2 separate regions of the Homo sapiens genome follow, and region 2 is linked to region 1. The links are chromatin contacts, found by Hi-C in ENCODE. All regions are on one chromosome and are shown on one strand. The core of a region is the stretch at or near the end of the contact, and the rest is flanking DNA. Distances in the headings are between cores, read along the strand shown.

Evidence for each region. A loop is a pair of places that touch in the nucleus more often than their neighbours do.
Region 2: a loop to region 1 is called in a map of chondrocyte, with 6 times the contacts of the local background. The contact joins the promoter of LINC02697 here to the promoter of IGSF9B in region 1. A Hi-C loop is called at or near these places in 1 of 168 maps with a recorded cell type or tissue (chondrocyte).

The regions. Positions count from the first base shown.
Region 1 is chr11:133,952,403-133,960,030 of GRCh38, forward strand. IGSF9B (immunoglobulin superfamily member 9B) reads right to left here and starts at 4,566. Exons shown (of 20, transcript NM_001277285.4): 1 at 4,289-4,566. The coding sequence starts at 4,352. RefSeq lists an enhancer at 1-249 and a silencer at 4,395-4,744.
Region 2 is chr11:134,948,263-134,955,784 of GRCh38, forward strand. LINC02697 (long intergenic non-protein coding RNA 2697) reads left to right here and starts at 2,727. Exons shown (of 2, transcript NR_187396.1): 1 at 2,727-3,035. RefSeq lists enhancers at 1-45, 598-1,797.

The sequences.
Region 1 (7,628 bases), core at 3,316-5,815:
CAGAGTGGGAGGGGATATGAAGGCAAGAAGTTGGCTCCAAGGGTCTCTCTGCTCTCAGGGCTGCAGCACGGAGAGGAGTGGCCCCCACCTCGTGTCTGCACACTAACTTCCCCACCCTGCCACTCCACGCACGTGCACACAAACACACAGGCACTCAAGCACTTGTGGGCAGGCACACATACAGATTTCACATGTATGTGCACACAGGCATACATGCATGTGCATGCACACGTATGGGCACATGTGCACACACATACAGGTGTGCACACATATGCAATGCACATACATGCCAGCATGCATACACACAGGGGCACATATATGCACACATGCAGGGGCACACACATATGTACACATATAGGAACATGTGTGTATGCGCACACACATGTGCACATGTATGCATGTGCACACACACACACTTCTGGACAGCTGGAAGCTCTCAGCAGTTGCAGCTCTTTGACCATTCAGATCCACTCTTCACACAAGCTGCTTCACCTCTTCTAGGAAGCAGGTGGAAGGGGACCGCTCCCTAAGTACTCTGCACCCCAACCTGAGAAGGCCACAGGATGTGGAGAAGAGAGCTACCTTAAATCTCAGGCCCAGCCCTCTTTGGAGCTTATCTCCCACCCCCACATCTTGAAGCACCCAGCAGGGCTGAGGAAGAGAGGGCCAAGGAAGAAGACACAGCCAGCACCCTGGCTGGGGAGAAGGCAAAGGTACAGGAGGTTGGAGTGAGGGCCAGAGTGATGCTGGGGCTCAGAATCTTCCAGCGAGGCAGCCTCTGCTCCTCTGTAACCAGATTCCAGCCTTCTGTCTCAGAGCCATAAACACGAAACCACTCAAGGTCTATCTAGGACCCTGCAACTCCAGGACCAGCACATGCAGGGCCACAGGCCCGCGGCTGAAAGCTGATTGCCCTCTGCCCCTCAGCCAAGCCCTTCTCACATCCCCGTCTCCCCAGCTTCCCACAGGGCACAGGCTGCCAGACACACTCCTGTCCCCAGCATGTGTGTGCTGAGGATACACACACACATCCATCCAGCCACTGACCACTTCCTGAGTGAAGTCCTTCTCAGCCGATAGGCTCACCACGGGGTCTTGATAGCAACCTCTGAGTCCAAACCTCCACCCTCCCATCTTCATTACCAAAAGGAAGCATAGGTCAAGGCCAGGTAGAAAGTAGAGGGCAATGGCCCAACTACCAGCAGGATCTGAGTCAGAACCTCACTGTATTTGGGGACACTGTAGTCAGGGATAATGTAACGACAGAATCTGTGGCAGACAGAGGAGGCAGCCGTGGGAGTAAAGTCTGGGACTTTCCTCCCCTATCCAAGGTCCACAATCAGCTAAGCACGGCCCAGGGTCCTCCCACAGAGTAGGAACTCCCCCGGGCTGGCTCAGCAGCCGTCTGAGATACTGAGTGCACACCAATCACTGTCTTCCAGGTTCTGGGTACCACTCCAGCCCCTCTCTTCTCCACACTTCCCCAACCTGTCCACTGACCTTAATCACCTCCCAGGCACACACACTCAAAGTCAAAAGGAGGAGCCCATTCCAACCTCTGTCCCGCACCCGAGGGCTGATGGAGTCGGGTCCCAACACAACATCATCCCTTTCCCCCTCTGCCAGAGCAGCCCCTGCTATGGCCAAATCCTAAGGGTGGCATCTCAAAGTCCCTCCTGCTGAGGGACTGCCCCAGAAGTCACCTCTGCCAGTCAGGGAACAGCTGAGCTCTCACAGGGAGACTCAGCAGCATGTGGACACTGGCTGGTGCTGCTCACACGAGCGGGCGCCCACCCGCTCTCTCCAGAGGCTGTGTGTTGCAAGCCCTCACTTCCCGGGCTGTGTCCTTCCATAAACCTCTGGCCACCAACAACACTCCAGCTTTGGAGACCTTGCAAAGGACTTCCGAGCAGCTTTGAGGCCCGCACATCCTGCACACGTGTCCCTGGGATGCCAGGGACAAGAGGTTCTGCCCAGACAAGGTCAGCCCAGAAAGGGGTCTTACTTCCTGACACAGGCAGCCTTCTGAACTTCCCCGCAACACATTCTCAGCTCCTAGTGCCCTGAATGGCCCAAGGGAAAGAAATTGAGGAGGATCTTGGAATCCCAGGGACACTGAGAAAATAATGTTAATGTTTACTGAGCACGTACTATATAACAGGTAGTTGTTTTGTTTCCTTATAACACTCATGTCCACCTAAAAACCCTAAAAGTACATGCTATTGGCACATTTTCTATTGAAGCAAGTGACATTTAGAGAGGTTGAGAATTTGTCCAAGGTCACAGGGTCGGCAGGTGACACAGCCAGAATCTGAATCCCAGTCATATGGCTCTAGACCTAGGTCCTTAACTACCACACACAGAGCAATTGAGGCTAAGAAAGACCCCAAGACCAGCAAGGTCACCCTCTGCTTCCAGACAGGGGTACATGTCCAGCCATTCCAGACAGAAGGACCCCTCTGCACCCTGAAAGAGGGCATAACCTTCATGCCAGGCAGCCTTCAATTTTGGGAAGCCCTTCCTTCTATCTTGCGATTCTGCGTGTTGCTGCAGTATAAACTCACATTCCTTTATTCTGGGCTGAAACTTGCAAAGAAGTCCATTGCCCACCCTGACTTAGGTTCGGAGGCTATTTCAGAGCCTTCCTTCAGCGTCTCTTTTCTATTCAAAGATCCCAGCTCATCCTTTTGTGCTTTCAGGGACAGTCCCATAGCAGGAACATACCAAAAACGGGAGGGGAGGAGGATGCGGGCATTGGAAGACGGCAAGGAAATGGGGGAGAGGATGAGGCTACAGGCAGACTGTCAAGCGCAGCCCGATGCACCTCACATCCACCCCCCGTTCCGTAAGCTTCCGCCATCACCCTTGCCTCAGTGTTCCCACCTGACAAATGAAGAGTTTTAAAACCGTCCGGACCAACATGTCAGTTAACAAAATCACCCTTCGCTTCGCCCTCTGCTCGTTCTGTTTTCAGACACCACCACCCCCCTCAGAAGCAGAGGCGACATATTCATTCCATTCCGGAAAGTTTCCTGAAGCACGCCCCCCTGCACAGACGAGTGACGAGGGGACCCCGTGAGAGGCGCCTCCAGCCCACCCGGCGCCCCATGCCGCTGGGAGAGGGTTCTCTGTCGGCGAGTCCTGCCTGCTGACTCCCACCCACAGCGGGTTCTCTCCCGCCGCCATCTCCTCCGGCTTGGTGAACTTGCCCGCAGCCGGGTCGTGTCTGCGCGCTGACAGCCCTGAGCTCACAGTCCTGGCACCCTCCAGGCTCCGCTCCCACTTCCATACAAGGGCCGAGAGCCGGGGGTGCCACCCAGAGGCTTGTAGGTCGCTCTGCCCATCTCCAAAGCAAAAGCCCGCGCGCTCACGCACGCATCACCCAACTCGGTGGCTCCCCCCTTGCGTCTCCCCCAGCTCAGACCCAGGAAAGCGGAAAGAGAAAATCCCCCCTCCGCTCGGATTCACAGCGTGGGGACCCCCCCTTCCCCGCCCCTCCCCTCCCCCGCCGCCGCCCCCAGCCAGCTCTGCCTCGCAGCCTGGGGAGGGCGGCGTGGGGCCCGCGCGGCTGCGGCGCGCTCCCGGGGAACTTTTGCCTGGCCGGGGCCCAGGTGCGGCTGAGAGGCGCGGGGGCCGGCGGGGTCCAGCCAAAAGCGGACACACCTCGAAGCTGGCCTCATCAATCCTCCTCTCACCGGGCGCCCCTGCTAGGGGGATCCGACCTCCAGCTGCCAAGATGTGTGGGCAGGAGGGGCGCGAGCGGAGCGATGGACGCCCGCAGGGCCGCGCGAACCCGGGGCCTTAGACGCGGGTGCCGCCAGTCCCAGGGATCCTCCGGGTCGCGCCTCCCTGCAGGCGCTCCTCGCGGCGCGGGGCTCTAGCGTGCTGCAGCCTGCCCGGAGACCGCAAACTCCCGCAGCCAGAGTTTCCCGCAGCTCTGGGAGGCGGCCGCCGGGCAGGAGGCGACGGGCTAGGCGCGCCGGTGTGCACCGTGGGGCCCGTGGTGGGCGAAGTCGACCCAGGTTCCACTGCGTCCTTTCCCCGAGTGCCCGGCAGCCCGTGGGCTCTGGCCCCTTCCCGCCCGCCCCTCCAGCCCACGGCCCCCAGGCCCTCCCCGGCAATGCTCCCGGGCCGCCTGGCCCGCGTCGGAGCCCAAGCCTCACCCGCGGGAAGGCGCGCCGGGGAGCTGGGGAACCGGGGGGCCAAGGAGCCGGGAAACCGAGGGGCCGGGCGCGAGGGGCCGAGGGCGCCGGGAGGGGCAGGGGAGGGACGCCGCACTTCAACTCACCTTCAGCCGCAAGCCCTCGGGTGCCGATCACACTTGCTATGAAAGTGGCCACATACCAAATCATAGTACTACCGCGCCAGCCCGGAGCCTCATCCTATCGCAAAGTGCTCCCGCGCCCGCACGCGCCTCGCGCCCGAGCGCCCGCCTCGCGCCCGCCTCGCGCCGCCTACGCCCCGCGCCGGTGCTCCTGCAGCCCGGGTGGCCAGCTCTCCATCCCTCCTAGGCTCCGCTCGGCTCGGCGCGCGCCTCCCCGGCCCCGGCGCAGCGGCACCTGCACTACTCGCCCGGGCGGAGCGCAGCCAGGTCCACGGTGAAGCCTAGCCGGGCCGGGCCTCCGGAACCGCCCCCGCCGCCCGCCTATTGGGCGCCGCCCGCAAGCCGGGGGTCCGATTGGCTCAGCCTTCCGCCCGTCGCGGCGCGAAGGAGGCGAGCCCATTTCAAGGTGCGTTGAAGTGTGGCGAGCACAGAGCCGCAGAATCATGCGCATTGCCGGGGAGAAGGTGGTATAGCGTCTCTGCCCGCTTCTCTCTCGGCTCACACTGCGTGGCAAGTTTCTGGTGAGGGAAATGGTAGCTTCTAACGGGACCCTGGCGGGTCTCAATTACCCCGGACAGGTCTGAGGGAAGTGGAGCCCCCGCCCACTCATGGAACCCAACATCCGGTTTCCATCCGGCAAAAAGCAGTTCCCGAGAGGACCATGCTGATTCTATGATGGGGAAACCCAGGAGCCGGCGGCCCGGGAGAGCCGGGGAACGTCCTTCGCCGGAGATCTTTTCAAAGAGGTCACGCGCCGCCTCCCCACCCCGTCTCCCTCCGCACCCAGACACGTCCCCAGAGCAGCGCACCACCCCCTCCAAACGTGATGCAGACCGGGGGATGACTAAAATGACCTCTCAAAGTCGCTAAGATTTAGAGTGAGTCATTGGCTCAGCTGCGAAGTGCCACAGACCCCTCAGGAACACTCGTGCACACACACTCCACCCCCAGTGCTGGTCACTGCTGCTCATCATTACTGAATCCCGACTCCAAGCAGTCAAAGTTGGGTCTTTTTCCCACTTCTCCTGATAAAGGCTGCTTCCTCACGCACATGGTTCCTCCCCTCTCCACCTTACTCGGAGCCCAGCCCCGACTCGGCCGCATGAAACCAAGATGGGTTTGGGGGAAGCTTTAGGAGTCTGGGATGGAGGAGACCCAGGGAAAGGGAAGGAGCTTCTCATCCTACAGAGGAATGTAAATAGGAAACTGGAAGGTCTTCGTATGTTCCAGTCTCCCTACCCTAGCCTGTCTGCTTCCCCTCCCCCAATACAGTTGTATTTGCAGAAGAAATAAATGAGTGTCATGGAAACATCTACTACAAACAATCACCTCACACCAGCGCTCAGAGGCTGCAGTGAAGATGTTTGTTCTTTCAAGGAGTGAAGGCAGTGGTAAGAATCACACCGCTCCCTGGGATGGGCTGTTGGCCAAGGAAGGAAGGCAGAGGGTCAGCGAGCGAGAGCTCAGGAATTTCATCCTCTCAAAGCACTCGTTAGCCACAAAGCCCTGGCTCCAGGACATGAAGCTCCCAAAACAACAAGAAGGAGACTTGCTTCTGGGAAAGCGTGCACACAGGTACACACACATGCACAAAAAGTGGCCTTGAACACCGGAGGTGGAGCATTCCCTGACACCGGAAGCCTCTTAGCTCACCGCCAGCTGGGAGGCAGAAAGAGGCCCCCAACAGAGCAGTCAGTGAGCACATGGATAAAGGTCGAGGGCCTGGATAGATCCAGAGAACCAGGACTGTTGAATAACCTTCTACCCTACCCACCCCTCCACCTGTGCAAACACACTCAAGATGCATAACTTGGGGCCATCTCTCCCTGAGCCATGATTTTGGTTCTCTTCTTGGGCAAAGATGCCTTTCTGGGGACAATGAAGTGAGCTGCTCCAGGTCTCATTGATGCAGTGATCTCCAGGTCTCATTGATGCAGTGATTTCCAGGTGGCATGACCCAGAATAACTCCACCCCCAACACACACACACACATATACATACACACACACTTACACACTTTCCCAGGGCCCCGGGACTGTAAAGACATATTGGAATCCATTTGCAGAATTGGTCATAACAGGATCCTTCTCCTCCCACAACCTCTAAGCAGCTAACTGTGGCCTAGAGAAAAGTGCCGGATCCACAAAGCCTGGCCCTAGTTCCTCACCATTGTTAGGTATGGAGTGGGAAACATCAGGTCTCAGAGAAACCCTCTCCTAGGGGCCTGCAGGGCAAGGAAAAAGATGGAGCCACTCTCACCACCCATCTTGATTGCTTTGTCTGGCCATCCATTTGTCCTACTCAGGGTTCTGCCTCCTGCTAGGAAAGTAGAACTGTCTGTCAGAATGGATGGCGGGCATGGAGGCTCATGCCAGTAGTCTCAGCTCCTCAGGAGGCTGAAGCAGGAGTATTGCCTGAGCACAGGAGTTCTAGGCTCAGTGATCATGCCACTGCACTCCAGCCTGGGTGACAGAATGAGACCCTGTTAAAAAACAAACAAAAACAACAACAAAAGTGTCTGTCAAATTGGAAAGAAAAAAACACGTAACAAGCTTTAGAACATGAGTTGGGTTGGGAAGGGGTTCGAAGGATCTATCTAAAGAGGAGAACAAATTTCTTCTGGATAATTCTACTGGAAACAGAGTGGAACAAGGGATGAAGGCAGAGAGGAAGGGGAAGAAAATTAAGATACAAAGGGAAAAGTTCGTCATCATCATCATCATTAGACATGTCTCAACTGGGTTTCAGATCAGCTAAAGAGAGATATACTGTATCAGCTTACAGTGAGGAGTGAGTCTGATCAAATCTTTTCCTCTTGGCGTATGGCTGAGCTTTGGACCCAGAAAGGATGGTTGCCCCTTCCTAGAATAGACACATCCAGTTGAGTGTTCAAGGGGAGCATGGACCCCAGATGTCCAAAAGGGACATGAGGGAGGAACATGAGCCACTTCCCTGCGCAGCTCCTAGGTGTACCTGAATGTCATCGATGTCACTAATAAATGCAGTAATATATCCAGGAATGCTATGTATATCAGATACGGGAGTGTCTGTCATCTTCTTTTAAGAGGTACTGACTTTTTGGAAATACAAAACAATAGTCTTATCAGTGTGTCTATGAAAAAAAACCAAATGTAGCCACCTACCTGCACATCCCAGAGGCCTTTGGAGGACATGTGAGAAAGGGGGCTGACAGGAGCTTCAAGTGTAGGAGAAGAGGAAACTATCCTCCTTCCCTCCTCATAGTCATCGAACAAGGAGGACTCAAAAACAATAGTTCACTTGTCTGTCACTTCTCACCTTCCTC
Region 2 (7,522 bases), core at 1,477-3,976, 990 kb after region 1:
TGGGTGACAGAGTGAGTCTCTATCCCAAAAAAAAAAATTAAATAAATAAATAATAATTTTACAAATCTGAGATATGCGCCTGAAAGACACATCTTAGATTTCTCGCCAACTCATTGATCAAGTCACCTATCCACAGAATAACTGAGTCAGTCTGCTGTCTTCACCCAGGAAAGTGATCAGGTCTTTATAGCTCAAGGCTGGGTTTGCTTGTAGGAAATCCCTGTGTGGGCTGCAAGATTCAAGATGCATTGGGGATTTCTCCCTCAAAAATATCTTCTCCATGGATGCCCCAGGGAGCTCTCATGGAAGCTATCAGAGTGGTCTTTGTCCAGGAGATGCAGTCATCCTCATGGAAGCTATCAGAGTGGTCTTTGGCCAAGAGATGCAGTCATCCTCATCGAAGCTATCAGAGTTGTCTTTGGCCAGGAGATGCAGTCATCCTCATGGAAGCTATCTGAGTGGTCTTTTGGCTGGGAGATGCAGTCATCCACAGATCTCTTCTTGTTTTAGCCACCTCTCTCTCCTCCATGGGCTCTCTAAGGAAAATACATGCATAGGCTAAACTGGCAAAGGAAAGCAAAGTAACGCTTTATTATTAATTGGGACTTTGGTTCCAAGCCTCCAAACAGAATTCCATTAAACTATGTTGGACTCAATAGGTAATTCTTCATGAGAATTTATGAGAATATGCATAAGGCAGCTCAGAGCTTAGAACCAAGTGCTGGGCAGTATATTCCTTTTTATGCACTCACAACCAGACCTTAAGCTTGACTCCATCAACCAGGCCAGAGAATTCCTACAATAGCAGGAGGAAATGGAGTCACAGCACAAGGGACCCTGTTTGTCTGCAGTGCTCAGCACAAAACCAGCCAAGCCTGGTTGCTGTATTAGGAAGAGAGAACTTTCCGAGAGAAAGCCTGTCTGGCCCTTGGCACTTCCCGCTGCAGTCACTGGAGAGGTAAGAGAGAAAAGGGGCCACTCTGTCATGTGTTTTCTCTGAAAACAAACCCAGGACACTATGACTAAGCATTGACCAAGAGCTTGGAATTTCCTGTCCTTGATGCCACAAGCAATCCCAAACTTGGCAATGTAAAATAGCAACTGTTTTGTAGTGCTCTTGGGTTCTGCAATCCAGGGATCTGAGAACAGCATTGTAGGGTGGTTTATCTCTGCTCCACACTGTCTGCATCCTCAGCTTGGAAGACCGGGAGGCTGGAGGCAGCTTGGCAGCTGGGGTCTGAACCCCCCTGCAGGCACACTTCTTCACATGGCAGTTGATGCTGGCTGCTGGCTGGGACCTCTGCTGGGCTGCCAGCCAGAATATCTGTTTGTGGCTTCTCCATGTGGCTGTTTGGGGTTCTTCAAATTTCTTCTAAGAGTGAACATCCCAAGAGAACCAGGCTGAAGCCATATCACCTTTCGCATGCTAGCCTTGGGAGTAAAATCATGTCCTTCTCATTGTACTCCATTAATCAGGGCAGTCGCAAAGATCCAGCCAGACTGAATGAGAGGGGACAGACATCATCATTCCACGGCTGGTACGTTAAGCTTACATTGTAAGAAAAGCATGTGGGATGTGCAGTGTTATTACTTGCCACCCAACTCACCCTCGATTAGTAATAAAGTGTCTATATGGGACACGTGGAAGCAAGGGGGAGAGAAATAAGAGTCCTAAGTTTCTCCCAGATACTGACTGATACTGGGAAACGTGCCTAAAACCCACTGCTGGAATCCTTCTCTGGATCAGAGCACGCAGCCTCAGAACAGTGAGTAATTAAGCTGTTATTGGCTGTTGGTGTCAATAGCCAATACTGACTACACACTTCATTGTCTATTGGTCATATTAGAAAGCAGACGGGACTGAAGATCTAGACGGATAAATTGTTCTTTGGTGAAGGGTTTTGGGACACGTTTCATCAATAGGTTCCTATCAGGCAAATGCTCCAGGAGGCTGGAGATGAAAACTGAACAAATAACTGAAAGAAAAGAATAAAGAAATGCCTTCTTTAAGCCTTGGCTCCTTCACAATTTGACCATGACCAGTCCTTCCCAGAAGTGAGAGTCAGCTGGGCAGGAGTTTTCCTCCATCAGTGGAGTCATTTTATCAACATCCAGCCTTAGAGCGCTTCTTTACGGAGGGAGAAACTCAAACACAAGGCAGGGGAGGTGACAAGTGTGTTCTCCAGGCCTGGGGTTTCAGGTGAGGGTGGAGGTGTGGGGCCAGGCAGGTGGTGGCTATCCCCTCTTCCCCATAAGGAAGATAACACGAACATGCAGGTTGATGCAGGGAGAGCAGAATTATGGGATGTTACATCTTACAGAAATATCAGTTATGTTTCTTTAATTGTCAGTGACAAAAAGATATTTTTTCTACAAATAAAAAAGGCCATATTTGGAATAATATGGAGCATCTTACAAAAGGAAAATTGTACCTGTACCTAATAAGCCATAGTAGCTCTGGGAACTGAATCTCGGGCACCAGGAACAGTCTCGCATGTCATTGTAATCTGGATTCATGAGCTCTGACTTTCCACAGTCTTTGAGTCACTGAGCACTAGGATCAACTTTCACAGAGGATCCAGATAATCAGCCAGCTTAAGTCACACTCCTACAGCTTGGCTAGGGTAGGGATTCCTCACCAACAGTCCCATAAGATCTTATCCAGTCAGGAGGGGCTGGCCCAATCTGAAGTGCAGCCGAGACCGGGAGCCACAGACCTGGAACCTGTGTACTCAAAGAGTTGTCCACATGCCAGCAGCACTGGCCCTTCCAGGAGCTGTTAGAAATGTAGAACCTCAGAGCCTACATTGAAGATATTGAATCGGAGTCTGCACATCGCTTCTGAGAAGCCATGAGCTAAGCTGATGCCATTCAGCTGGGTAGCATCGCAGTCACTGTGCAACTTTTAAACATACAGCTGCCCAGGCCCACTGCAGACCTGCTAAATTCAAGCTCCTTGTAGTGGGGCCAGGGCCCTGGGACTTCATACAAAACTCTGCAAGTCATCACTGATGAGAAAACCAAGACTCGATGAGGTAAAGCAACTTCCCCCACCACAAAACCTAGTCCTGTGTGAGGGAGCCAGGGGTATTTACATTTTCCTAATTTACATCCTTTTAAACTGCATTTTTCAGAGTCTCCTGAGCTCAGAGGAAGAAGCTGCATAACCAGCACACTTCCAGAGAGGACCGAGGAAGAGAGCGTTGCTTCAGCCAGGGTCTGATTAGTCATGCCTGGCAGGCTCTGCTGAGCTGGGTGCTCATGGGTTTTGCTTGCTGAGCTGAATTAATATATTAGTGGATTTCATGTTTGACTCGCTCTTTCTTTCTCACTGCGCAGGAGCTAAAGGAGTGGAGCTGGGGATGCCAATGTTTCTGTTTAGACAGCTGAAGGGGCCATGCGAGCCCACAGCGAGAGCTGCAGGAGCAGCTACTACAGGGAGTGGGCAGATTTTAGGGTGCGCAGATTTGTACTTGGTGTGGCTCGGTTGTACATTCAGGAATCTCTTTCCTTGTGATACGCAGAGCTGCACGTGGAAGATGTTAGGAACACAGCTGGGTGCAGTTTTGCTGGTTAGTTCTGAACAAACCTACAGACGTGAGATTTGAACTCTATAAGGGAAGAAAGCAAGGAGGAAGAAGGCACTGAGGCTGCCTGTCACCAGAAGGGTTCTGGGCAAAACGGGGTAGAGTGACTTGGGACAGTTCCTCCTAACGATAGCACAGGCAGTAGGGGTTGAGACACAGTGGGGTTGAGACTTGCTTAAATGTATAGTTATTCAGCCAGCCATTTTCATAGAATAATTGTGGGTTGCCCTGAGCTGCCGCGTTCACATGCTCTGCAGTGGAGTACTATATGCTAATGTGAGATGGGAGTACACCCAGATTTCACCCCCCTAGAACGTGGTTTTTTTTTTTTTAAAGTAAAACAATGCTATGGCCAGGTGTGGCCTGTTAGCTTTAAAAACAAATGGCCTCTGCTGAGGGACACTTGGGTTGTTTCCCTGTCTTGGCTACGGTGAGCAGTGCTGCAGTGGACATGGGAGGGCAGGCAGCTCTTCTACCCACTGACCTCCTTTCCTGTGGGTTTGTCCCCAGAAGTGGGACCTGCTGGATCATATCGAAGCTCTGGTTGTCATTTTCTGAGGAACCTTCAGGCTGTTTTCATCCTGGCTCTACTAATTTACATTCCCACCCTCAGTGAATAAGGGTTCACTCTTCACATCCTCACCAGCACAGGTTACCTTTTTTGACTTTTTCATAATTGCCATCCTAACAGGTGCGAGGTGATAACTGTTTGCGGCTTTAATTTGCATTTCCCTGATGATTAGTTGAGGACTTTTTCATATACCTGTTGCCCATTTGTATGTCTTCTTTGGAAAAATGTCTATTCAGGTCCTTTGCCCATTTTTAATCAGGTTATTACTCTTATTATTTTGCTACTGAGCTGTATGAGTTTCTTATTTATTTAAAATATTAACCCCCTTTCAGATATATGGTTTGAAAATGATGTCTTTTATTCCATAGGTTGGCAGATGAATGGATTAAGAATATGTGATACACACACACACACACACACAGGCACACGTACTAAAATATCTTTCAGCCTTAACAAGAAGAAAATCTTGCCATTTGCAATGACATAGATAAACCTAGAAGACATTATGTTAAATGAAATAAAGCAAGCACAGAAAATCACATACTACATGATCTCACTTATATGTAGAATCTAGAAAAGTTGGAATCATTGAAATAGAGTAGAATGAAAGCCACAAAGAGCTGGGGGTAGGAGAAACAGGGAGATGATGGTCAAAGGTCAAAGGACACAAACTTGCAGGTATAAGATGAGTCAGTTCTGGAGACCTAGTGTACAGCATGGGGACTCCAGTTAATAATGTGTTTGACACGTGGAACTTGGAAAGAGTCGATCTCAAGTATTTTCACTACACACACACACACACACACAAGTACCTGTGAGGTGAAGGATATGTTAATTTGCTTGATTGTGGTAATCATTTCACAATGTATGTCTATATAAAACATCATGCTTCACACTTTAAATACGTAGAGTTGTAAATGTCAATTTTACCTCAATGAAATGGCAGGTCCTTTCCTTGACCTGCCACCTGACCTGCTACAGTTCAGAGGTTTGAGGCAGGGTAGAGTCACCACCAGAGTGGAGATGGAGGCAGTGTTTAAATAACACACAATTATGTTGGGAAGTCAAAGGGGACACCAGGCTCTCTAAGGAAAAGCTTGGCCTCTTCAGGACATTCTAGGAGGACAGCACATAATCCACACCCCACACCACGCCTTTCCCTGGGTGATGTCATTCCTGAATCCACACCCCACACCATGCCTTTCCCTGGGTGATGTCATTCCTGAATCCACACCCCACACCATGCCTTTCCCTGGGTGATGTCATTCCTGAATCCACACCCCACACCATGCCTTTCCCTGGGTGATGTCATTCCTGAATCCACATCCCACACCATGACTTTCCCTGGGTGATGTCATTCCCGCTGTGGCATCTGGATCATCCACCTGCCAACACTGCCCAGAGCCTCACCTCCAGACCAGACCCACCCTCTTCAGATGGCCCACCCTGTAGACCCTCTCAAAGAGCTCACAGGCACCCCCAGAGAAGGTGTCCCAAATTCCTCCTTCTCTCACCAGCCTGTTCTCACTGAAGTCTTGGTTATCTTAGTAAATGGCACCACTACCCAACCAGTTGCTTGAGTCCATAAATGTGGGACTTGCCATTCACACCACCCGTTGTCTTATCACTCAGTTTAAACACATCTCTCAGCCTTGACCATTTCACTTTCAAAGTATACCTTGAATCTCTCCTTACCTCTTTGTGTTTATGGCCACCATCTGACTCTAAGCCACAGACACCTCTCATCCAGATGTGGCTACAGCCAGTGTCAGCCTGCCAGATACACACCCTGCTCACTTTCCTGCTTCCCTCCAGTCTATTCCACTTGCACACACATATACACTCACACACACTCATTCACATGCACACTACCACACACACACACACACAGCACTGCATACACTCATACTCACTTCCATACCCATGACCACACACTCACACACTCATGCACATACAGTCACATACAAACATGTGATCTTTAAGAACGTATGTTATATAACATTGTTTCTGCTTACGCTTCATCAGTAGCACCCTGTGGCATTTTGTATTTAATTCAAACTTCTTCACTTGTTCCAGAAGCTCCTGAGAGCCATGGCCCCTGCCGGCCTCCCAGGTTCCCCTGATACCACACCCTGCACTGCCCAGTCCCTCCACACTGACCCCCTTTAGCTGCTCAAAGTCTTCCTCTGCCGTGTAGTTTCCACACAGGCCCTCCCCTGCTGGGGTGCTCTCCCTGCCAGTCCTGGCCTGGCTACTCCTCCCGTAGACCCCCTGATGGAAGGAGGCTCCTTGGACCCAGGCACTGCTTCTGTGCTGGTCTCCATGGGGCCTCAGTAGTGGACAGTGTGTCCATTGTCCACTGAGTGAGTGAGCGTTCACTTGCTTACAGTGTGTGTCCTACACACTGTGCTCCATGAGGGAAGGGACTGATTTGCTCATCACTGAAATGCCCGACTTTCTGGTATTCCACACATGCTCAGTAATACCTGACTGAACAACTCAATACCATCTCCACTATAGAGACACCCACAGAGTGCGGCAGAGGCAGCCATGGGCCAATGTTTATGTGATTGAGTTTCTGATGCTATCACAGGCCCTAATTCCCCGTGTGAATTTGGGCAAATTGCTGTACCTCTCTGAGCCCAACTTCCTCACCTGTATGTAAGAGGGTTTACATCAGGCATCTTTATGGCCCTGAATTCTGAAAGCATAAGAAGACTTCACTTCCTGGGGTATTTGGGGCTGGCCCGTTATGTTTGCAGGGAGCCTGGTGGTGTTCCTGTACTTGTCCTCCATTTTTTGGCTTGAAGTGTTGAGAGCGTGTGCGCTTACTTGCTGGAGACCCCATGGTGTGTAAAGCTGTGGTTGCTGGATTTGGTAACAGCCTCTGCTGGAGCCTGCAGAGCCCCAGAGCAGTGGAACTGGCAACTCCCTGGGATCCTGATCCTCATCAGTTTGGATGCTTCTTGTAGCCATGTGACCCATCTGTGTCTCTACTTCCCTCTATGGGACCGAAGACCGCCTGACCGTGGCTCCATGTGGATGTGAAATAGGGTCTGGAGTGAGCCAAGTGGAGAGTAGTGGGTGCCGCCCCGCCGGCTGCGACACTGGGCTGGAGTCTGTGGTGGGTGGTGGACCCATTGAGCAGGCAGTGTGCACCTGATCTCATGCCAAGGGAATCCACGCGGTGCTTTCCTTGTTTTCTGATGAAAATCATTGGGTACAGTGAGAGAGCTGAGCCACCTGTGTGCCAGGTGCCAGAGATCAGTGGCCTCACCATAAACTTGGCCAGGGCAGAAGATGGCTGAAGGTCAAAGTAGCTGCAAGAGGTGTTGTTATCAAGCATGAAGATAAATCGCTTGAT